3 separate regions of the Mus musculus genome follow, and regions 2 and 3 are each linked to region 1. A link is a loop called in an ENCODE intact Hi-C map of the cell type or tissue named here. Cell type or tissue: left cerebral cortex. All regions are shown on one strand.

The links. Peaks named below come from ENCODE experiments on the same cell type or tissue, not always from the same donor. Only the 100,000 strongest peaks of a DNase experiment are listed, where the experiment ranks them.
Region 2: a loop joins it to region 1, with 2.4 times the contacts of the local background. A loop is called at or near these places in 1 of 42 quality-filtered maps.
Region 3: it touches region 1 in a loop (2.3-fold over the local background); 1 of 42 quality-filtered maps calls a loop at or near these places.

What each region holds. Positions count from the first base shown.
Region 1 is chr17:24,348,878-24,356,877 of GRCm38, reverse strand. Abca17 (ATP-binding cassette, sub-family A (ABC1), member 17) reads left to right here and starts at 5,819. Exons shown (of 31, transcript NM_001031621.3): 1 at 5,819-5,910. Abca3 (ATP-binding cassette, sub-family A (ABC1), member 3) reads right to left here and starts at 4,855. Exons shown (of 33, transcript NM_013855.3): 1 at 4,627-4,855. In left cerebral cortex, a CTCF peak has its summit at 4,958; DNase peaks (open chromatin) are centred at 4,109, 4,929, 5,565 and 5,720; H3K4me3 peaks cover 2,593 bases; H3K27ac peaks cover 1,848 bases.
Region 2 is chr17:24,138,510-24,146,509 of GRCm38, reverse strand. Pdpk1 (3-phosphoinositide dependent protein kinase 1) reads left to right here and starts at 4,916. Exons shown (of 14, transcript NM_011062.4): 1 at 4,916-5,073. The coding sequence starts at 5,050. It overlaps Gm33409 (a long non-coding RNA gene), which reads right to left and starts at 4,947. Exons shown (of 2, transcript XR_876671.3): 1 at 4,350-4,947; 2 at 3,912-4,059. In left cerebral cortex, no CTCF peak of the experiment used is centred here; DNase peaks (open chromatin) are centred at 4,203 and 4,795; H3K4me3 peaks cover 2,541 bases; H3K27ac peaks cover 1,131 bases.
Region 3 is chr17:24,216,490-24,224,489 of GRCm38, reverse strand. Tedc2 (tubulin epsilon and delta complex 2) reads left to right here and starts at 3,639. Exons shown (of 10, transcript NM_028056.2): 1 at 3,639-3,799; 2 at 3,875-3,973; 3 at 4,180-4,238; 4 at 4,357-4,759; 5 at 5,284-5,337; 6 at 6,227-6,320; 7 at 6,490-6,601; 8 at 6,708-6,809. The coding sequence starts at 3,750. Ccnf (cyclin F) reads left to right here. Exons shown (of 17, transcript NM_007634.4): 17 at 144-1,258. The coding sequence ends at 592. In left cerebral cortex, no CTCF peak of the experiment used is centred here; DNase peaks (open chromatin) are centred at 3,353 and 3,652; H3K4me3 peaks cover 1,673 bases; H3K27ac peaks cover 1,144 bases.

The DNA.
Region 1 (8,000 bases):
AGCAATAGAAGAAAACACCACAGTTGACCTCTGGCCTACACACACACACACACACACACACACACACACCCCACACCCCCCCACACACACCTCACACACACCACCACCACCCCACACACTACAAACATACACATACTACACATATACACACTACATATACACACCAACCACACGCCCATACCATACACGCACTATACTACACACACCACACACACCCCCCAACCACCACCCTCCACCCCTACCCACATACTATACACATACACCTCTGCACCACACACACACATACTACACACACAGACACACACTACACACCCACACCACACATACAAACACAAACAAAGACACACACCCCAACCATACATACCACACACACACACAAATACAAATCTATGGACACATCCTCCTTGAAAAAAAAATCTCTCCCTCACCAAACCCCCATACTCAAGGAAAAGGTAACAAGGCATGAGAATTAGAGCTTTCAAACAATCCATGCCAAACCCAGCATACTAGTGAGAATGTCTGAACATCGATGAGCTATGGTTAGTATCTCAAGTGTCCTCTAAAGACTCATATGTTAAAGGCAGAGTCCCTCGCTTGGTACTATTGGTAGAAATGTTAATAGGCGAGAGCCTGATAGGAGGTCTCACACTGCTGTAACTCCTTTGAGAACTCTAGGGATCCAACCATGGTGTCTGTAGCTTTCATCTGCTCCAGGTCCCTCACCACTGTGTGCTACCTTACTAAGCTTCAAAGCTACGGGCCAACTGGTCATGGGCTGAGACCTTTAAGACTACGAGCCAAAATACGCCTTTTAGATAAAAACTGCCTCAAGTATTTACAACAGCAACAAAAAGCTGATAAGCAGCATCACAAGACCCACAGAATCAACTAACCTGGGTCTATAGGGGCTCACAGAGATTAACTGCCAACCAGGGAGCCTGCGTGGGCCTGACGTAGGCCCTCTGCACATACATTACAGCTGTGTAGTTTGGTCTTCATGTGGTACCCTCTAACAGCAGAAGTAAGGGCTCTGACTCTGTTGCCTGCCTTTAGATCCCTTTCCTCTAACTGGGCAGCCTTGTCTAGCCACAGTAGGAGAAGACACACCTAGTTTTACTGCAACTTAGTATTCCAAGACTGCTTGATATCCAAGGACGGCTTCCCCTGTTCTGAAGGGAAAGGGAGGAGGGGCGGCCGGCAGGGGTGGGGGCGGCATGTCTGGGGAGGAAGGGACTGGGAGAAGAGAGAGGGGAAGCTTCAGTTGGCGTGTGAAGTTAATCAATGTTCAAAGCTGACAAGCATAAGATTGTTAATAATTATATTCCGCTACCAAGGGTGCTATCTGAGTGTCACATCTGCAGATCTAGGCCAAAAACCATTCAAGGCCAGAATTTGTGCTTTTCCTTTTTCCTGCCGGAATCCACCCAGAGTATTTGCATGGCACGTAAATGAGCTCAGACCCAAGCGCAGGTCTGTGCCCACGCAGGTGTGTCCTGTTTATTTGTACACTCAACAGCAGTTGGTTTCTGAAACAGACAGACCTAGAACCAGGTTTCAAATGCTAGGGACACATGAGCCTGACCTCAGAGCTTTCAATGTACAGGGCTTGTTTATGCTATAATTCTTTGTCTTATTAATAATGTTGGAAGATTTTAATCATGTTAACTTTACCTCTTATCTCTCTTGTGTGTTTGAGACAGGGTTTCTCTATGTAGCCCTGGCTGACCTGGAACTCACTCTGTAGACCAGGCTGGCCTCGAACTCAGAAATCCGCCTACCTCTGCCTCCTGAGTGCTGGGATTAAAGGTCTGTGTCACTATCACAGGGCCTCACCTCATGTCTCTTTAAAAGGTCCATACTCATCTATGTTTCTAGATTCATTTGTCAGGATTCACTATCAGATGACACACACACACACACACACACACACACACACACACACACGAACACACACACTCTCACGGACACACACACAGACACACACGGACACTCTCAAACTCTTTTCTACACAGCAGCACACAAGAGGAAGCACCGGGATGACCTGTTTACACAGTGGCCTTTATGTGGCTTGGGTGAGCCCAGCCTGCAAACCACAGCTTCTGTTCTAGAGCCCGAGGAAGCCAGGTCTAAAACTGGGTGATCCATTCTGCAGGCCCAGGTAGAGAAGTGCAATTTCTGGAACTCATCGTTGCCTGCTTTATCCAGAGCTGAAAACAGTGGGTCTCCTTAGAAGCTCTTGGTAAGAATCAGCAAGGTGTATTTTAGGCGAAAGATGTGTCCCAAAGCAGGCTCTACAAAAAGAATTCTACAAAATGCGTGCTGTTGCTTGCTTTCCTGCCTAATTCCCATGCTACAGCCCCGGTCCCATTCCCTGGATAGCCAGCTTTTCTGCCCTCCTAGGCATGGGGAGTGAGGTCATGAAGCAACAGGCGTCCCCAGAGAGGTAACCATGGATGTTCAGTAACAAGTGCAGCAGCAAGGAGCTCATTACAGCTTCTGCAAAGGTGACCACTGGCCTGTTGACGCCAGGCCTTGTGCTATTCCCAGGGAATGGCACTGATGCAGGAATGGGCCACAGGCCTTTCACTCCACACACAGAATGGGCCTTCACCACGTCAGTCTGTTGAGAGTATCATCCAACACACTGCTCTAACTGATGAGACCCTATCATTTCCTAGCCTACTTCAGAGCCAGGCCCTGTGAATGCTGCCTCTGATAAGGAGAAGTTCTTCATCTTAACTGCAGAGCAGAACCTTCTAGAGGTGTTTTCAGATAGAAACTTCAGTCTGAGGCCTACCCATGAAGACTGTAGGCTCTGGCTGGGCACATGAACATTTCTCTGGAACAACTCTATCTTGCATTCTCAGTTCAGCTCTCCTACTCCTTTAGACACGGGTGGCATCTATTCTGGATGTGTCCTGTACCACTTAGCCCATTCTTTAATAAAAACCAAACACGGTATTTATTTCTCTGTGCTGTGGTGGGGGGCATGCATGTACCATGGTGTCTGTGTGGAGGTCAAGGGCGACTTGCTGGAGCTGGCCCTCTGTTATCTCGTGAGTCACTGGGATCTAACTCAACCTGTCGGGTTTGATTGTTAGACACCTTAATTCACTGACCCATTTGGCCAGGCCTGCTTCTGATTGAAGCCACTTTCTTGTGAGTAAATTAGTGCCATTTGAAGATCTCTACGGGCAGGGATCATCTAGTGACTCAGAATCATGCCTGGAGCCTTGCGCATTAGAAGACTGATGAACGTACCTGAGAGTTCTAGAATGTGGCTCTAGGCAGACTCAGTGTATCAAAGGAACCCCCTGCCAATTGCCAGAAGCAGGGCTGAAGGAGAAACCATAAAGCCCATAAAGGCCAAACTAAGGCCTTCCCAGTTAAGACCAAGTCAAAATAGTTTCTATGTGACAGCCTGGTCAATGTAACAGGGAAAGTTAGTGGCTTGTTAAGAAGAACTCCAGCTACCTGGTCATGCTCTGAAAGGCTGTTCTGTCAGAATGGTGGAATGCCGCCTGCCCTAGAGGAAGATATTATCTGTTTGCAAGGGCTCAATTCAAACCAATGTGGGTGAGGGGGATTCCCATGACACTCATTTTTTTAAAAATCAACTTTTCCTCTCCCCACCCTGTCTCTTACTTCCCACGAGGCAAGCTTTCTAAAATGGTTTCAGTCTTTTCAAGCTTACAAATGGCAACACCAAACAAAACTCTCTGGATGAAATAAGGCTGCTTAGGAGACAGGGGCAGAATTCAGTTCCTTAAGCCTTGCCTGGGTCTCCACATTGTTACTACAAAGCCCCAGTCACTCATTGGGAGAGCATTTCCTGAGTGCTCCTCACGTTACAAACACCAAGTCCCTATTTATGATACAAGAACCGTTCAGGCCTGGAGGCAAAGGGACAGACAGAAATACCTTTTAAGACAAAGCCCAAATGGGCCACACACAGGGAAAGCTCAAGCGTGCAGTACCAGGGACCTGACCCCCAGGCTGGAGCCCTGACCCCCAGGAACTAGTCGAAGTTCGGGGTCGGTCATTCTGAGCACCAACACCAAACACCGAGACACTTGACCAGAGCACAGTTGCTGTAGTTGCTGTGGTTCCCCCTTCCGAGTTCTGTATTGCACATTGAGGGCTTCGCCAACTTCAACCCCTATCAAAGCATCCCTTGAACCCTACGTTAAAGTTCATGAAAACGAAGATGCTGAAGCTTGAAGAACTGGGAGGAATTCCATCCAGGACCAGCACTGGCCGGTTGAGCCTGGAGCATTCCGCCGGCCTGCTGTGTCGCAGCCCGCAAAGCGCCTGAGGGCGGCGGCTGTCTGTCCACCTGCCAGGCCCGCACAATAGACCCCGTAACGACCCAGCGGTCTGTGCGGGTTCCTGCGAGCCCCGCGACCCCGCTATAGCGGGGACACACCCAGCATGAGGACGCCAAGACAGCTACACCTGCAGCAATACGAAGGGTCAGTCCGCGAGCCCGCAGGTCCCGGCGATAGGCAGGGGCTCGGAGGCCCCAGGTTGGGGCGCTGCCCGCTGGCAGAGTGGAGACCCGGGCAAGGACGGGAAATCTCAGAGCCCCGAGCTAGCGCGCGAGTGACAAGTCCTAGTGACACTCACCGACCCTCAGCGCCAGGGTGGCGGCGGTCTGCGCAGCTCTCTCGCCAGGTTCCCTCCCTTAGACTCCCGGTCCTGCTCCAGCCTTGCTGGGGCGGTTGCGGCCGAAGCTGACAACTGAGGCGGCGGGGCAGAGAGGAGGCGCCTGCGACAGGCGCGGGTGGAAGAACGCACCAGGAAGCTCCGGCTCCTGGAGGGGGTGGGGGGGCGCGTCGGAGCGCGCGTGCGCACTGGGCCGCCCCTGCAGGTGCCCCGGGTTTGCCCCCGGCCGGCTCAGCCTCGCCTAAGCTCTGGATTCAGCGTCTGCGCAGTGCCTGGCACATGTTGCCCAGCTCCGACAGAGGGCGCTCTGCGTAGCGCGTGCACCCCTCCCAGTTCAACATTCCGGATCGTGCGTCTGCGCAGTACTCCACGCAGGTCTCACCTCCAGTGGGCAAGCGCTTGTAGGGTGGGGTGAGCGTGCGTGATGGGTTGCCCCTGCGGGTTTTCTCCGCATCCGCCACTGATCGTGCAGCACGCCCTTGCTCGCGTCCAGCAAACAGTAGGCGTTAGTTTGGGGCTCTGAGCCCCGGGGTCGCTGGCCTGAAGCTCATCTCTGGACAAATGTGTTTCAAAGCAGTTGAGGCTGTAACATCAAGAATCTCACTTTCGCAGCGGGATTCAAGTTCCTCTTTCTCTTCAGGGCTCTCTCCCCATCTCACTCTTGTCACCAAGAGAAAGTGCTACTTTCTGCTCTCAGCAGGAGGAACCCAAGCCCTAGTGAGGTTAGGTCTAGGAACCTTTCAGAGGCGACAGCCCACAGCTAGGAAAGGGAAAGTCACGGTCCAGCCCAGCAGCACCACTAGGAGAATACAGTCAGGGTGGGAGGGGGTTCTCAGGGATCTGGGTCTCCTCAGGCAGAAGGCAGGGCGTCGGGGTCTCTTGGGCGGTAGAGTTTCCTCGGACAGGAGATTGGGGCGTTAGGATTTCTTCAGGCAGTAGACAGGCATGGAGGTGGGAGGGGGTTGTGGTTCCTTCAGACAGTAGGATGCGAACATCTGTGTGCCCTCGGCCCAGGCAGGAGGGAATGGCATTGGAATCACAGGTTGCTGCAGCTTGGGCATCCGCGCGGCTGGCCCGGGAGAAGCGGGGTTGAGCGTGGGCGTGGCCGTGTCGCGGGGCCAACAGTCGTCGAGGGCGATCCAGCGGGTCCTTCAGTGCCCGTGGCCACGGACAGGGTGCCTGCGGTGAGTGAGGCGCAGCCCTCCCCGGATTCCGGGCTGCGGACCAGACCTGCCTAGCCTTAAGGTAACCCTGGGATCGTGACTTCCGAATCAATGCCAGTTACACTGTGGTCATAACCTCTCGCTCTCTAGGGTCCTGTATGGCTAACCAGAAGATGGACTCCCTAAGAAAAGAGCCCTTGCCTGGTACATGGTCAGTTCCCTGGGGTCCTAGAACACCTTGTCCAGAAATGCTCTAGTCAAGTTTGCCGAATAAAGGGAGTCTCAAAGACCTGGCTTCAGGTCTTGAGTCCTTCACTAGTGTATTCAAGTCATTGTATTTTCCAGAATCTTAATTTCTCATTCCTAAAATTGAAATGGTAGTAATAGCGTATTCAAAGGTTGCGGTTCCCCCACAACCACCACTTTTTTTCCAAAGTGAAATGAGAAAAGTGCATGCTTAAGGGATTATCATCATGCCTGGCACTTAAATGGCAGTATGTGCCTGTTGTAACAAGCATGTAGCGGTGTGTGTTGGGGGAGATGGGGGGACAATTAAAGCAAGGTGGGGATTTGGATTATTGGTGTGCTGTAAACATCTCCAAAAGACTTTGTCCCCAAAGACTTTCTCTCCATCATCCTTCCAACCCAAAATGTCTCTCCCATTCTCTATTTCATGATAGGAGGTGTATGAATCTGGCTGACTGGAACTGGACGTTAAACTTAATCGCTTTTCTTTCAAAACAGTACTTGCCATTTTCAACTTAAATTCTTTAGTCCTTTCCAAACCTAAGCCTAGTTCTGCAGAACTAAATCTAGGAACAGAGCTGGGTGACTTAGAATTCCCTTAGGCAAAGGCGAGGTTGAGAGTATTCGTGATGCGTGTTCCTCAGAATCTCACAAAGTAGGTGTCTGGTGTCAAAGTCTCATTTTATTGTGTATTGAGGAGTACAGATGAAACTGGTAAAGGAAGTATTGAAACAGCCATCTAACACCAAATTCAAAGTCCTCAACAATGTATTGTTAGAACTGAATATATTGTTATTTGAAACTAATGTAAACACAATCACACGGAAATGTGTGTACATCATTGACTATGACAGTGAGTTATGTAGGCTTGTTCTATTAAATATCCAGGCAGCACAGAAACTGTAGCAACACTGCCATAGTGGTCTTTGTGTGAATCTCTATCTTGCTTCAAGTGTAGTTTGCATAGCTTTTAATCATCTAGAAGTTTTAGAGGTGTTTCATATAGATGATTAGTATATTCACAAATTTAAAATTTAGCAAGTATTATATAAATATATTCTTCAAATTTTAAAACAAAAGGCCACTTTTTTTATAACTGCCATCCTCTTCCCATGCCATTTGTTCAGTAAATACTCTCTCTATAATTTTGTACCTGTTTATGTAAATATATAGATTTATCTATAGATGTAAATTGGACACGTGACATTTGCATCTCTCTCTTCTCTCTCTTTCTCTCTCTCTCTGCCAGATGTCCCACCTTCTAATCTGTCTGAGCCCATTGGCTAAACAGCATTATTTTACAGACAGGAATACTTTCACACAGTGCACAAGAGATTTTCTCTGCACAGTTCTTGTGGTACTCAAGTTCACAGCCACACTTTTGGCATCCTGCCTTAGGATATAAGTTCTGTGTGTTTTCTTACCATTGTGGTACAATCTGCATGAGCTGATGAAACCACAGGGACCACTGCCAAAGCTTGGCACAGCCAGAGCTTGGTGCTATGTGGACTTTCAGCTTCCAAAGCTGTAAACCTCTTTTACTTATTCTCATACGTTTCATTATAGTAAGACAAAACCAATACGATGATTTGAAGGTTTTTTGTTTGTTTGTTTTTTGTATTTTGAGACAGTTTCTCTGTGTAAACCTGGCTGTCCTGGAACTCACTCTGTAGACCAGGCTGGCCTTCAACCCAGAGATCTGCCTGCCTCCAGAATGCTGGGATTAAAGGCGTACACCACCACCACCCAGCTGTTTTTTCATTTGATGTTTGTTTGTTTGTTTGTTTGTTTTTAATATAGGTGTAGCTTGTTATAGTGGCACCTCCTAAGTACTTTATCCTATTTTAATATTTATTTTACTATTTTTATGTGTCTGGCTGGTTCTTTCTCACTCTTTCCCTCCCTCTGTGGTGTGTGTGTGTGTGT
Region 2 (8,000 bases), 210 kb after region 1:
AGGGGAGGCTCAGTGACTGCTGAATGGACACGCAGGACCAGGGACCTGGGACCTCCCTACACTCCGTTCCTGTGCATTCTGTTTCCTCTTGTTTCCTCTAGTTCTCATGTCTTCTTTCTTGGTTTGCCCCTTTATTTGTTTATTTTTGGTGGAACACATCCTTCAGTAACTTTCTGAGAAAGGGTCTCTCTGTCTCTGTCTCTCTGTCTCTGTCTCTCTCTGTCTCTCTGTCTGTCTGTCTCTCTCTCTCTCTGTTTCTCTCTCACAACCAGAGTATCTGTATTTAGCTATCAGTACTCAGTGGTTACCATAGACTCTGGCAAATTATTTTATGTGTAAAATGGCAATGAAAATCTCAGCACTCAGGAGGCAGAGGCAGGCAGATCTCTGAGTTCAAGGCCAGTCTGGCCTATAGAAGTCTACAGAGGGAGTTTCAGGACTTCCAGGGCTACACAGATAAACCCTGTCTCAGAGAAAAAAAGTGATAATGAATATAAACCATGCATCCCAGGAGGCTGTATGGGGAACTAAAGAAGATTAATCATATAAAATGGTTAGTGTTGCCCTGCGTGGTGGCGCACACCTTTAATCCCAGCACTTGGGAGGCAGAGGCAGGCAAATTTCTGAGTTCAAGGCCAGCCTGGTCTACAAAGTGAGTTCCAGGACAGCTAGTGCTATACAGAGAAACCCTGTCTGGAAAAACAAAACAAAAAAACCAAAACAAAACAAAAAAAAGGTTAGTGTTTTCTCAAGATAAGCAAGACCCAAATAAAATTGAAAGGATTGGGAAGCAGTTGAGCAGAGTTGGTTACTAGTTGGGCACTTATGTACTGTGACTTATCTAACTCTGAGAGTGTGATTGCTCACTGCAGCCTTAGTCTCCTTACATGGGTGGTCTTCTCCTGGGGCCATCAAGTGGTGAAAGCTAACATTGTTTTCACTGCATGGCAGGTAAACCATTCAGGATAACGATGACAAAGTCTTCAAAGGTGTGTGCTGGCAAGAGTGCCATCAACATCCAGCTTGCCCTTGTGTGTTCTAAGGACGAGACATGGGATGCTCTTTGTTGAACAGGGCACGCAATTTAGCAGCAATGAACTGCACTTTGACCCATTAATTTCATATGCTACAAATTTATCCAAGAAAGCAAGTTAGGTGTGTCTGGATTTTGGTGCAGACCTGGTTCATAAGAACAACAACAAAAATAAACTGGGAACCATTTTAATGTTTTGCATGTTAGAGATCTGTCACTATGTGGATCTATAAACAACCCACCTCAAATGGAAGGTTTCTTCAACAGAGTCTGAGGCAGGTAGGTCATCAGGAGAGCCATGTGGGGCACAGAATGATACAGTGTTCAGAGCAATGGAAGGATGGATCAAACCAGCATGGGTAGCACGAGACTTCTGGATATTAGGGGTTATGGTCACTTGTTGTTTTAAATCAATACCCCCTCCCCCATGGGAGTGTGCATTCATGTGAGATGAAGTGTGTGCATGTTTGTGTGTGTGAGCGAAGGCACAGATATGCAGGTCAAAGAGCAGCCTCTCCAATGTTGGTCCTTATCGTCCACCTTGTTTGACACAGGTTTGTTTGTTTCTTTCTTTCTCTCTCTCTCTCTCTCTCTCTTTCTTTCTCTTTTTCTCTCTCTTTCTCACTCTCTCTCTCTCTCTCTATTGTTCTGAGTTTTGAGATAGGGTCCTTATCGTCCACCTTGTTTGACACAGGTTGGTTTCTTTCTCTCTCTCTCTCTCTCTCTCTCTCTCTCTTGTTCTGAGTTTTTAGATAGGGTTTTACTGTATAACCTTGGCTGGCCTTGAACTCATAGAAACTTATAAGCCTGAAGAAATGGCTCATAGGTTAAGAGCACTTGTTGCTCTTCTTGCAGGACATCCACACGTTGATTCACCACCTTCTCCAGTCCCAGAGGGTTTGATGCCCTCTTCTGGCCTCTGTGGGCACCAAGTACACATGCGGTGCACAGATAAACATGCAAGAAAAATACATACAAAACTAAATTTAATAAAAATATTAGGAAACTTATATTGTGTGTACCTTGGCACATGTATGGAGGTCAAACAACTTTCAGGAGTTAGCTCTCACCCTTGTTTACTTAGGTTGGGTGAAACTCAGGTTTTTAGGCTTACAGCAAGTATTTTGCTTGCTGAGCCGTGCATGTCACATCTGTTGCTCAGGATCTGGGATAACTGGCTTGTCATAGGAATACTGGTTACAGATGAGCTTAATTGTGCTTGGCTTTACACTCGTTATGAGGATCCAGACTCAGGGTTTCATGCCTTTGTAGCACTTCACACACTGAGCCATCTCCCGGGCTGAATTATTTATTTATTTATTTATTTATTTATTTATTTATTTATTTATTTATTTATTTATTTTTCAAGACAGGGTTTCTCTGTATAGCCCTGGCTTTCCTGGAACTCATTCTGTAGACCAGGCTGGCCTCGAACTCAGAAATCCGCCTGCCTCTGCCTCCCAAGTGCTGGGATCAAACGTGTGTGCCACCACCACCCGGCATTTTTTTTTTTTAAGATTTATTTATTTTATGTATGTGAGTACACTCTCACTGTCTTCAGGAACACCAGAAGAGGGTATCAGATCCCATTACAGATGGTCGTGAGCCACCATGTGGTTGCTGGGAATTGAACTCAGGACCTCTGGAAGAGCAGCCAATGCTCTTAAACCGCTGAGCCATCCCTCCAGCCCCCGTTTCTAAGGTCTATAAATGTATGGCAGACTAGGAGAATGGATAGCTATGGGCTGTATCCTTAGGGGTTGACAGACAGGTTCTAGAATGTGGACCAAGGCTGGTCCCGGTCGTAGCACTACAAACTCTAGAACTGCCATTGCTATGCCTTAATTTCCTCATCTGAAAACTGGGGCAACAAAGTCAGAGGTGCTTTAGAACAAATGCAATGTAGGATGGAATTGCTAACTTTGCGACAAGATGAGGTCAATATGAAGTTGTTAGTGGCCGTTACTGCTGGTTTAGCAGTTCATTCTGCCTACATGGGATTATGAATTTACTCCCTGAGTGTTGGCTGCTCCATATTATCTACATTTCTTTTGAGAAATCTTGCTATATTGCACAGGTTGGCCTTGAACTCAAGTTATTCTCCTTTCCACTTTATATGACTCCATAGGTTCACTCCACTTCATCTGGATTTAAACTCTTTGGAGTGAGGCAGGTAGTTTCTTTTAGCAACCTCCTGAGTCTGGTTAGTGCTGTCTGTGTGCATGTGTGTGTTGTTGTCCTCTTGAGCATGGTCAACCTTCTAGTGGCTACACCTCAAGGAAGAATGGCTTTTCCCTAATGGCCATCAGCTGCCAGTAACCATGGAGACAGGTGCAAGCCTGGTGAGGCCCCCTCCTGTCGGTGCTGGAACTTTGACTGGCTTGATCCTATGCAGGTGAGCACAGCAGTGGTGAGACCCTCGGTGCCAGGCCACATCAGGGTCAGAGTCAGCATTTCTCAGCATTGCTCCTCTTACATTCCCAAGGTTCCCTAAGCCTTATTTGGAGGGGGACTCATATAGATGCTCCCTTTTATTTATCTTGTGTTTGTTTGTTTTGCAAGACAGAGTTTCTCTGTGTAGCCCTGCCTCTGCCTCCTGAGTGCTGAGATCAAAGGAATAAGCCACTATGACCTGGTTCTAGATGCCCCATTTAAGGCTGAATACTCACAGTAATTTTCAGCACTTTAAATTATTTTACACAAATGACAAATATCTGGAAAGGGTGGTGAATACCTATACCCAAGCACTAGGAAATCTAAGGCAGAAAGATCATGAATTCAAGACAAGCCCAGTCTACATAGTGATGTCCAGGCTAGCCAGGGTTACATACTGAGACACTGTCTCAAAAACACCACAAAAAACAAAGGGCGCAAGGGCTATGGGTGTAATTTAGAAACATTTAATTTTGAGATGATCTAGCATGTGTGAGGTCTTGAGTTAATTCCCAACACTGAAAAAAAAATGGGGAAGGTCTGTAGAGATGGCTCAGTATGATGCCTGCTATGCAGGCAAGTCCTCAGCACTCCTGTAAAAGAAAGCTGGAGATGGTGGGGGTGTGTCTGTACCTTCACCCCTGGGAAAACAGAGACAGGGGGACCACTGCATCTCACTGGCCAGCCAGCCAGCCAAGAGGGATCAGCAAGTTCCAGGTAGCGACTGGTATAGGAAGACATCTGACAAACCCACAAAGTGGACACACACATACACTGTACACACAGCGCAAAAAGTTTACAAAAATTGTATGCGTTTCACCATAATTTAAAAAAACATCTACAGCGGTTGTCATAATGACAACTAAAGGAGGATGTGGCATACCTGTCATTTCAGCAGCTGGGAGGCTGAGACAGGATTGCCGCAAGTAGGAGGCCAGTCTGTTCTCGATAGTGAGATCCTGCTGGGAAAGGAAAAAAAAAAAAAAAGCAAGCTCACAAAGACGTCCATCAAAATATTGGCAAAAACAGGTTCATCAGGAGTGACAGGACGGCTTGTTTTCTGCTTCAAATCATAGCCCAATTTCTCTCCCAGATTACTCGTGACCTGTGAATCAGATTCAAGTTGTCCTGGCAGTAGGTTCGAGCTCAGCCTTGCTGCTGCCCCAGGCGTGACCTTGGCCCGCTGGCTACGGAGCCTCAGTTTACCTGACAGGGAACGCGGATGACAGCTCGGCGCTCCGGCCCCGGCCCCTCCCCGTCACTTCTGATTGGCTCGCTCAGCCTCCCTCGACAAGCGCGCCGGGCCCCAACCCGGAAATACGGCTCTTGGTCGGGGGCGGGGCCCTCACGGCCCGCCGCCAATGACAGCTATACTGACCAATGGGCGAGAGGAGCGGCGGCTACGTCGCGGAAGTCCTGCTTAGCGTCGCGCGGGGGCGGGGTGGCGCTGGGGGCGGCAGGCGGCGGGGCGGGCGCAGGATGAGGGCGGCCATTGCTGGGGCTCCGCCGCGGGGAGGAGGACGCTGAGGAGGCGCCGAGCAGCGCAACGCTGCGGGGGAGGCGCCCGCGCCGACTTGGGGCTCATGGCCAGGACCACCAGCCAGCTGGTGAGCGCGCGGCTGCTGTAGGGCGCACCGGTCCGTTACCCGGGAGCGTGGCGGTCGCCTGGGTTCTGCTGGGCGAGGCGGGGCGGCCCGGTGTCGCGGGCCGGGCGGCGCCTCACCTGCGGCTGGGTGGCGGGCAAGACTGTTGGCACCGGCCGAGGGTTCCTCTCGGCTGCGGCAGGGAATGCGGGCCCCGGCTCGGGCTGTCGGCGGCAGCCGGGGGCGCTGACAGGGCACGGAGGGCGGGGGAGGCCGGGAGGTGTCACCCGGTCGGGCGGGGTGGAAGTGCCTGGAAAGTTTGTTTTCGGCTCTGTGCAGCCTGGAGCCGAGCCTCTGGGCTTACCTTGAGGTCCTGCCCGAGGAGGAGCATTCTCCATCCTTTACCTGGAGGAGGTTCCTGGGAAGCAGGAGATGTGAGTTCCTGCTTGTAGCACCTGATGCTGGAGGCTCCTTTCCAGATTCTTGGTCAGCGGGGCATTTCGGTCCTCCTCTTGCCTGCAGTTCTACGCTCAGTGAGGTGGGAAGCCCTGGGAGGCCGGGCTTAGAGGCCCCAGCGAGGGCAGCCTAAGTTTGACAGGGAGGAGGGGTTGGGGGGGGCGGGCGGAAGGACGAGGACGACAAAACCAACCACTTGTTGGGTGAAATGTTTGTTTTCTCTGTGTTGTTAAATAAGTATCCATAGTTGTATTTTCTGGTAAGTTTTAGAGTTCTTAGATCAGCGTGTCTGCCTTGTATGAGATATGAAGTGGCTGATGAGAAGATGTCAGACGCCGAGCAAGATTTGGTTCAAAAGGCAAACCTCCTTGGGCTAGGGCTGTGGTTCAGTGGTAATCTGCTTGCTTCACATGTTCAGGGCTCTTGGGTTCGATCCTCACTCCAGCTTTCAGGGAGTGGGGCGGGATGGGAAGAGGGTTGTTGGTCTCTTTATTCGAGGGGACTGAAGAAACTCACTTGGTTCAGTATGGTCTAGGATGTGTCTGTGGTAGTGGTTTTTGGAGGGTCATGAGCCCCTTTAAGAATCAAAGTATGGGCTCCTTTTGAGAAGCATACACAGTTGCACGGAATTTTGTTGCTACCAGAGGCTCAAGAGCCTTCTGCATCTCATCCATGGACTTGAAGTTATAACCCTCTACTGTGAGATGGATGGTAATTAATCCAAATTCTAAAAGGAGGAGGACCTATCCAGCTGAGAAAAATGGTGAAAGGCAAAAAAGGGTGTTGCAACACTTGTGTCTTTACCCCGGGGTGCTTGGGCTAGCACGCAAAAACATGAATCGTGGAAGTCAGAGTGACAGTACTTTGGATATTTATGAAGTGAACTTTGACACAGAGATGCTTTTGCAATGTGTAAGGTGTGTATCTGATGGTGTCTATGGGAAGAGGAAAAGTGTGTTTTCTCACTTTGTCTTGACACTTCCGTGGTAGGCATTTGATATCTACAATTTTCTTCTCATCAGACAGCTTTTTCAGTGTTAAGAGCACTGGAGCCTAGTGAGCAGAAGAAATTACAGAATAAACACAATAGACTTCTCTGTAAGAAAATGAGAAGAAGTAGGCCGTGCATCTTGTCATATATGCACATGTGAGAATATGCTTTGCTTCCTTCCTGTTAGGAAAGGCAGAGATGGTTCCATTGATGGATTTTTTTTTTTGGTCTGAGAACCGGAGATTTGCATAGTTAAAGTGTATTTGCATTTGAACTTTAACCTGGCTTGCTACACTGTCTCAATTAATTTTCCTCAAAGCCTTTCCCCTTTTCCCTTGTAATGCCAATAGTATGGCCTGAGGCTGTGGAAATAGGCCTAGCTCAGTCTGCAGTTTAGGTGGGCCAGAGCTTTTAAGTACCATTTATTGAGCTCTTCAAGGCAGGTATTTAGATGTGTACTTCATTCGTATTGTGTTGTGAGGTGGATATTGTTCCCATTTAACAGGTGAGGAAACTAAAGTAAGAGAGGTCAAGGACATGACTCATAAATAACAGACTGGGTTTTGGCGGAGAACCTAGTGTCACTCTGTCACGTGAGGATCTATCTCCCAAGAGAGAATCTGTGGGCAGCTTAGCCAAGCACCTGGTGTGAGGAAGTCCTCAGTGCCACTACCCAGGATGTCTTCTGGAGTTTGAGCTTCCTAAGCATGTTAACTGTGCCTTGTTGGAGGAGGAGGGACAGTATATTTCTGTGGGCAGATGACCACATTCTTTGACCCCGGGGCCCATTTTCAGTGTCTCCTTTCAGAAAACACCTGCTTGGAAGAAGCTGTGTGTAGTTTTCCCTCACTGAGGGCTGGTGCTCTGCTGGGATGAGGCTTGGACCCCTGCTCCTTTGGAAAAGAGATGTGGTTTAGTCAGAGGGAGAAATGGGAAATTGAGGAAAACTTAAGGTGCTTTAGATTTTTCAAGGGTCCTCCATCTGTCAGGGAAAGTTGAAAAGCATGCAAAAATTCAAATTATCAAGATTTTTTTAAAGATAAGGATCTCATATAGCCTCTGAATAACTTGAAACTTGCTTTGTGGACCAAGTTGGCCTTGAACTCACAGAGATCTACCTGCCTGTTTACCTAACTGCCATCTTCTAGCCTCCAAAGACACTGCACACAAGACAAAGTAAGAAAACACACTTTTCCTCTTCCCATAGACACCATCAAATACACACCTTACACATTGCAAAAGCATCTCTGGAAGAGCAGTCAGTGCTCCTAACCACCCCCAACAGTACCTTTGTAAGACTTACTTTTGAGCTGGGACATGGTAGTACATTCCTTTTATTCCCTCTGCCAAGAGGCAGAGGTAGGCAGGTCTCTGAGTTCGAGGCTAGCCTGATCTACAGAGTGAGTGCAAGAATAGCCAGGGCAACACAGATACACAGAGAAACTGTGTTTTAAAAAATTATATGTGTGTGTGTGTGTGCATCTTATGTGTGCAGTGTCTTTGG
Region 3 (8,000 bases), 130 kb after region 1:
TCAAGGGGAACCTTTCCAGCTTGAGAGAGTCAAACTCACAGACAAGGCTTTTACCTAAGCAATAGCCTGGGCCCCACAGTCCTGAGCAGCTGGAGGGTCCCAAGTTCTAATACTTAAGCTATAAACACCCCACATTTTCTCAGTCACAGCTCCCAGCAGACTCCTTGATGTCACTGTGGTCTACCTGAACCCAGAAGAACATTGCTGCCAGGAGTCCAGTGATGAGGAGGCCTGGCCAGAGGACAAGATCCACCCAGCACCAGGCACCCAGGCACCTCCAGCCTCAGCTCCCAGGCCCCTTCTCTGCAATCGGGGAGATCGGGCCAAGGACATTACGACCTCAGGATACTCCTCTGTTAGCAGCTCGAGTCCCATAAGCTCCCTGGATGGTGGCATGGGGGGCTCTCCGCAATCTACCTCAGTGCTCTCTGTGGGCAGCCACTCAAGCACAAAGCCTTGCCACCATCAGGCCAAGAAGTCATGTTTACAGTGTCGTCCCCCAAACTCCCCAGAGAGCGGTGTTCACCAGCAGCCTGTAAAGCGCCAAAACCTGTCTGTACACAGTGACAAGGACATGCACCTGGCTTCCTGAAGCTCGGAGTGTGTTAGCCTTCACTATGGTGAATGTTTACTGAGGGAGGGCTGCTGTTTCTCTAGGACACTGCCTATGGGTACTGTGTAGATCCTTAGGGGAGTTCAGTGCAAGCTGTCAGGACACTGAGCTCAGTGACCAGCTCAGCCTCTACGTGTTGGACAGCAGCCACCCAGCTGTCATGCGCACCTGTGAAACCCATCCCTGTCTACCCTTCTGTGTCCTGTTGTCTCCGGGAGCATGAGCCTCTGTGTTGGCATTCACTTTCTGAGGCCAGGAGCTGACAGCCTCCTTGGAATACTAGCGGCCCAGGTGGCCTAACACAGTTCAAACCCTTGCTGGCAAGTCTTGTTTTAGACCAGTGGGGAGCTCTCAAGTGAAGACAGCACTCTCCTCCCACACCCCTTCAGCCTAGGGAGCCTGTGTCCCTGCATATCAGTGTTGACTGTAGCCTAATGGTGTGTGAGGCCCTTAAAGCTGGAGTTGCAGGCATCCCTGTCCCTCCCAAAGTGGTTTGTCTGTGTCCCATTGTATCCATGTGACCGTATCTCTGCACTGAATTTCAAGGCCATTCTTTGCCTGTCTTTATTTCTACATTTCTTCTAATGGGGAACAAAAGGAAGCATTTGAAATAGAGGGTATTGAATAAAAAGATAACAGATCCCCAATATTACTGTGCTTCAACTGAAAAAAGAAAAAATCTAGTCCTGCACAGTGCCTCTCCCGACTGTCCCGGCAGGCAGAAGGACTGCAAGAGGACCCGAAGCTCCAAGTCAACGGGGCCTGGGTCATCTGACCTCAGAACCGGAAACTCCTACTCCCACCCCTTGGTTCTAGCCATATGTTCTTTCCTTGTGAAAAACGAATCTTTCTAGAGGATCACCATAAACAATCACTTGTAATCCCCAAGGCCACAAAGATGCAGGAGAGCGAGAAGTCAGAAGAGTTGCTGGGTTTGTGGCTGGATTCCGTGGGGAGAAACCAGCAGGGTCTGGTCCCTTTGAGCATGTCAGCGAATGCTTTGCCTTGTGATTTATGAGGCAGCTGTCCTCAACACCTGGGGTGTCTGCTGAAGCCTGCGCAGATATGCTGACCCCTGAAGAAAGTACCAGGAGTGCCCCAGATACCCTTGAACAAGTACAAACCCATTAGCTCTCTGTTTTCTGTTCCATCCCTATGGCAGCTCTTTTTTACTACTGTTAGCAGCATTCTGACCACCCTGCCGAGGCATTTTGGTTGTTGTCCTACACCTCTGAGTGTTAACCTGGGATGCGTCAGCCTCCTCCCATGAGAGGGGACAGTAATGCCTACCTCACAGGAATGCCGTGAGGATTAAATGCATGAGTGGTAATTATCCCTTTCCTCCCATCTTGTTCATGGTTCCCGAATGGCTCCCTGTAAGAGTACTTGTTACCTGTGGAGAGGACCTGGGTTTGCTTCCTAGCACCCACATGATGGTTCAGAGTCACCTTAAATTCCAGTTGGAAGGTATCTCACCTCTGTGGCCACCAGGTCTACATGTGGCATACAAATATATAGATTCACACACACAAGAAGATCTCAGCCCACTTCCAGCCTGCACCGGTAGGAAACAATTACTCTAGGCACACACCTGGGTCCCTCTGACTTCTATGAAGTCTTAGTCTCCACAGGTCTTAAGTTTCCCTGGGCTACTGGAGGCCCAGTGTAAGTAGGGGTGCCCATCTTCTATCCCAAATATGACAGTGGAACTGCCTAGATCTCAGCCCCTTTCCCACTTGACACTGGGCTAACTTTCTTGCTCTTTTTGTACAGAAACAACCAGGGTTACCTTACTTCTTGGGCTCTAGAACTAATAATTTATATCACCAGTACTGCTGAGCACTGTTCCCTGTCCTCATTTCTTTCAGCAGCCAAGCACATTTTTCACCGTAGAAACAAATGGAAAAGCTGTGTCTAGTGGCAGGCTTCTAAGAGGTGGGAGAAGGAGGCTGCAGAGGCAGCTCATTGGTTTGTAGCATTTGCTGCTTGACCAGAGGACCTGAATTCAGATCCACAAACCCACTCAACCATCTATAACTCCAATTTCAGAAGATCCAGTTCCCTCTTCAGGCCTCCTTGGGCACTAGGCATGCAAGTTGTACGTTGACATACAAGTTTTTTAATTAGGAAATAATTGGGCCGGGCAGTGGTGGCACACACCTTTAATCCCAGCACTTGGGAGGCAGAGGCAGGTGGATCTCAGAGTTGGAGGCTAACCTGGTCTACAAAGTGAGTTCCAGGACATCCAGGGCTACACAGAGAAACCCTGTCTCGAAAAACCAAAAAAGATAAAAGTAAAAAATAATTGAAATGGAGACAGGAAGGTCATGAGTTCAAGGTCATCAGATACATAGTGAATTGAAGGCCAGCTGAGACTACATGAGATTGCACAAACTGACTTGATGGAGAACATAATGTACTGATAATCTATGCCAAACAAGTCAATATTAACCATGTATTGACAAGCTGGCCTAGCTTGGTAGATCTTTGAGGGCAAAGACCATTGCTCTGACCCTTAGCTGCTGTGTTTGCATGTGTCCTATCTACGGCCTCCTGGCCATTCTCTGGGCTTCAGCCTCCCCTCCGCCTATCTATCTACTATCTGACACTCCTCTGTCTCTTGCACAACCTTCCATGACGTAGAGCAGCTTAGCAGACCTATTCTAAGTGCCACATGCTCCAGATTCCCTGGGCTTCATTGTTCACGTCTGGCGCCTGACATTCCTAAGATGTTCCTTGACCCAGTTCTAGCATTGTCTTCTGGCCATATGCTTGATTGCTAAGTCATCCTGGAGTCAGCAAGACCGCTTATCTCTGCTTTCAAAGTAGGTTCGGCAAAACCTGGTTAAGACAAAAAACCAAACTTTAGAGGGTCACGGATGCCCTGTCAGAAGAGCATTATCTGATTAGCCAAATCAGAAGCTATCTTATCTACAGTGGCACTGTCCAGGTTCCAACAGAGCCTTTGCGTCCTCCCGTGGGAGGGGTTAGGGCGGAGTCTGGGATGATGGGTGGAGCTTGAGATGGATTCGCGTTTTGGAGCTGGACTTGCAAGCTGTGCTCAAGATTGGGTAGCCTACCCGGAAGTGGGCGGCCTTCTGCCCGGAAGGCGCGGGACTCCTTGGCGGCGGCAAAAATGCTTGGTGTTAAAGGAAACTACCTACTACCCGCAGACTGCGCTCACCGGTGGGTCTCGTGCAACGGAAGGGAATTGGGCGGACGGGAGCGAGGTTCGGAGGCTCACATAGTACCTGTCCTCAGGCTGGTAGCGGAGCTGCAGGGCGCCTTGGACTCCTGCGCCGATCGGCAGCGGCAGTTGGAGCGGAGCCTGCGCGTTTCCAGGAGGCTGCTGCAGGTCTGGTACGCGGACCCAGGACCTCCTGGCCAGTCCCTCCTCGGACCATCAGGATTATGCAGAGTCCCAGGGCCTAGAAGGCCAAATACAAATGCATGCTTTTAGACTCCGGTTGCCATTGCTATCCTTACCCCTTATCCAGGGTCTGAGGCTGGGAATCTGCTTAGGGATAGAATGTTTGGACCATACCATGGCTGCCCTGTCTTTGCAGGGAACCAGCCAGGACCCCATCTCCAGTTCCAGAAACCAAAGAAGAGGACCCAAGTCCAGGTAAACGTTAGCTGCTTTTTATGGGTGCTGTCCCTGGCCTTTCTCTGGCTTGCTGTCATGGGGGAATCCATCCTGGGACAGTGAGGAGGAATTCTTGCATGGTTCTTGACGTTCATAGCATGTGCACCGAGTTCTCAAGATCTCGAGGAGCTGGAACTTTTGACCCAGGCTCTGGAGAAGGCTGTACGTGTGAGGAAAGGCGTGTCCAATGCTGGACAAAGAGACAGAACCCCCACTCTGACATCTAAGGCAGCCACTTCTGGTGCCGCTGCCGCCTCCCATCCTCGGGCTCCCAGCCGGGGTGGCAGCCGTGTATTGGGTACAAGATCCACCAAGGGTATACAGCGGGCCACAGCCCCTCCCAAGGATTACCCTGAGCACAGACTACGATCAAAGGGTGATAAGACCCATGTAAGAACACAAGACCAAACTACTGGGTATGGACCAGACCTCAGGGACCAACAAATGACCCCGTCATCTGCTCATCACACCACAGAACTCTTCGCATTAAAGGAGAAGGGGTAAGCTTCCCAGACGCTCGTATCCTGACAGGGCATTGAGCTGGTTGAGGAAGCCCCTGGTGCCGACCCGTAAGGGTCATGCACTGAAGCAAACAGGGCAGAACAGGGTTGGGATGGTATCAGGTTTGTCGTTCTGGAGCCTAACCAGCCCATGAGCTCTCTGGACTGGGCGAGCACCCACCCTCCTCCAGAAGCCGTTTTCAAAAAGCTTGTCAGAATTAAGCTGTTAAAGGAGAGGAGGTGAGAAGGTTCGCCCCAATGGGTTCTGAGCCATGAGTAAGAATGACAGTCCTAATGCCGGGCTTGGTGGCCCACGCCTTTAATCCCAGCACTCGGGAGGCAGAGGCAGGCAGATTTCTGAGTTCGGGGCCAGCCTGGTCTACAGAGTGAGTTTCAGGACAGCCAGGGCTACACAGAGAAACCCTGTCTCAGAAAAAAAGCAAAACAAAACAACAATAACAAAAAGAATGACAGCCCTAGAATGTGAGGAGACTGCTCTTAGCATTGGCTTCTCTCTCTCACAGGACTCTCCTGCAGCTACCTGAGGACTTCAGGAAGGCAGTGTCTCGGAATTCCTGGTAAGGCTGAGTGGTGACAGAGACAGGAAAACATTGCAAACATTGGGAAGGGGAGGTCTCTCTGCTTCTGCACTCACTAATCCCTGTGCATGCTGAGGCTTTGAAGTTCCCAGTTAAACCAAGCAACCTTTTGTCTGTTTCCTCCTCCTCCTCCTCCTCCTCCTCCTCTCCCTCCTCCTTCCTCTCTCTCTCTCTCTCTCTCTCTCTCTTTTTTTTTTTTTTTTTGGTTTTTTGAGACAGGGTTTCTCTGTGTAAACCTGGCTGTCCTGGAACTCACTCTGTAGACCAGACTGGCCTCAAACTTAGAAATCCGCCTGCCTCTGCCTCCCAAGGGCTGGCATTAAAGGTGTGCGTCACCACTGCCTGGCACGTCCTTCTTGTTTTAACGTAGCGTGCGTGTGTGTTTGGGTGAGCATGTCACCAGGAGAGGGGAGTCGGGGTGCCTGGATCTGCAGTCACAGTGGTTGTGAGCTGCCCGAGTCCATGCTGGGATCTGAACTCAGGTCCTCTATTAAAGGACCACCGTGTGCTCTTAACTGCTGTCTCCAGCCCCAGTCTTAAGGGCTGAATGTAGACACTTAGTCTACAAATTCCAGACTGTCTTCCTTCTGGAATCACAGTAATGGGCCCTGTTTTATAGAAGTGCTGTGTGGTCAAACAGTGGCTCCTCTCACATGTTTGTACTGTGCCTGGAAAGATCTCTGCTGCCCCCTTGTTTTGGACAATATCTCTAGGTTCTCTGAGGCTTCGGTTGCCTCCTCCTGCCATCTAGCAAAGCCATACACCTAAGGGGATATGCCCCTGCCCATCACTTCCCCTGCCTCTTAAGCTATACTCTGGTTGGTTAAAATAACTTTGTTCCTCTGGTGTGCCTTTGGGCCTGTTTCAGCCTGTGGGCCCAGCTCAACTCTGCACGAACCAACGACTCCACAGATGCCACTAGAGCCGCCAAAACTCAGTTCCTCCACAAACTCCAGATGGCTGTATCCTTACTGTCATGGGGAAACTGGGCGTCCTAGAACAGGCTCTAAGCGGGGCAGGTTTGGGAAAGGACCAGTGTGGCCTGTGATGTGGCAGTGCTGTCTCTCCAAACTCATCTTGGGTGGGAGGGTTGGGTCTGGCCACAGACGGGTTTCCCTAACTAATACACAGTCAGGCTGTTCCAGCCACAGGCCCAGTGCTACAGAGGTGGAGGCGCACGCACGGATCCTGAGGAAGGCCTGTATGCTGCTGAGACTTCGTATGCAAAAGGAACTTGCAATAGGTCAGTGGTCCTGACTGGAACTTGGGTGGAGGGTAGAATGTAAAAGAGGGACAGGCAGGGTTTGGGGACCATCATGGACCCTGCTTGCCCTCCTTCACTTGTGTAGCTCCCACTGACTGGATGCAGGAGTACCGATGCCTGCTCACCCTGGAAGGACTGCAGACCGTTGTAGGACAGTGTCTCCACAGGATACAGGTGCTGCAAGCAGGTGAGGTTTCTAGCCCAGCACTACCTGTGCTGAGGTCTGAATTAGGGTCGAGTAAAGCAAGAAATTATTTTCTGGTGTGTGTGTGTGGGGGGGCTGTTATACCTCTTTTTGTTCATAAATAACTATTGGGAGTTTCTGTCCCATGACTGGTTGTATAGATCCCGAGTAAACGACACAGAAACACTATAATTTTTTTTGTTTGTTTTTTTGAGACAGGGTTTCTCTGTATAACCCTGGCTGTCCTGGAACTCTGTAGACCAGGCTAGCCTCCAACTCAGAAATCCGCCTACCTCTGCCTCCCAAGTGCTGGGATTAAAGGCGTGTGCCACCATGCCCGACTATAATTTATTTTATTTACATATAAAATATATACACACACACACACACACACATATATATATATATATATATGTAAGCTATAGGCACTACGCTGAGAGGTTGTTTCGAACTTTTCTAATTCTTCCGTCTGTTAAAACCACACAAATGTCAGTCACATGCCAATCTTGTCTCCATGGATGCCTCTGCTCTGTCAGCCTGTCCTCAGGGTTCTCCTGGTCCATCCCTCTCTGTTCTCTTCCTCCTTCCCCTCCCCCTCTCCCTGCCCCATTACTCACTCACTCACTTTCCAGCCCCGCCCCCTCCTTCTCTTCTGTCCAATCAGAAGCCCCAGCCATTTACTGACCAATCATGAACTAATAGGGAGCATTCTTCACGATACATTGGTTAATACAGCACCCCACTATTAAGTTACAGTGTGGTCTGGGACTTAGTATTCATCTTCTGAATATATAATGCACAAGCTGAACCTCTGGCGCTTTAACCTGCCTTGCCTGTGACTTTGGAAGGAAGGGCTACCAGCCCAGAGGCTGACAAACCCATTACACTATGCATACTACGGGCTGCTACACACTAGGGTGGGGCTTTTGTTACTCTGTTTGTTTTGGTTTGTTTTTTTGAGACAGGGTTTCTTTGTGTAGTCCTGGCTGTCCTGGAACTCGCTCTGTAGACCAGGATAGCCTTGACCTCTGAGCTGCCTGCCTCTGCCTCCGAAGCCCTGGCATTCAAGGTGTGCGCTACCGCCTGACTTATTCTAGGTTGTTTTAAAAGCTCAGCTTTGTATCCTTTAGAACCAAGCATACAACTGACAGTAGGGAAGGGGAAAGCTAAGTACTGGCCTATAAGAAGAGAGAC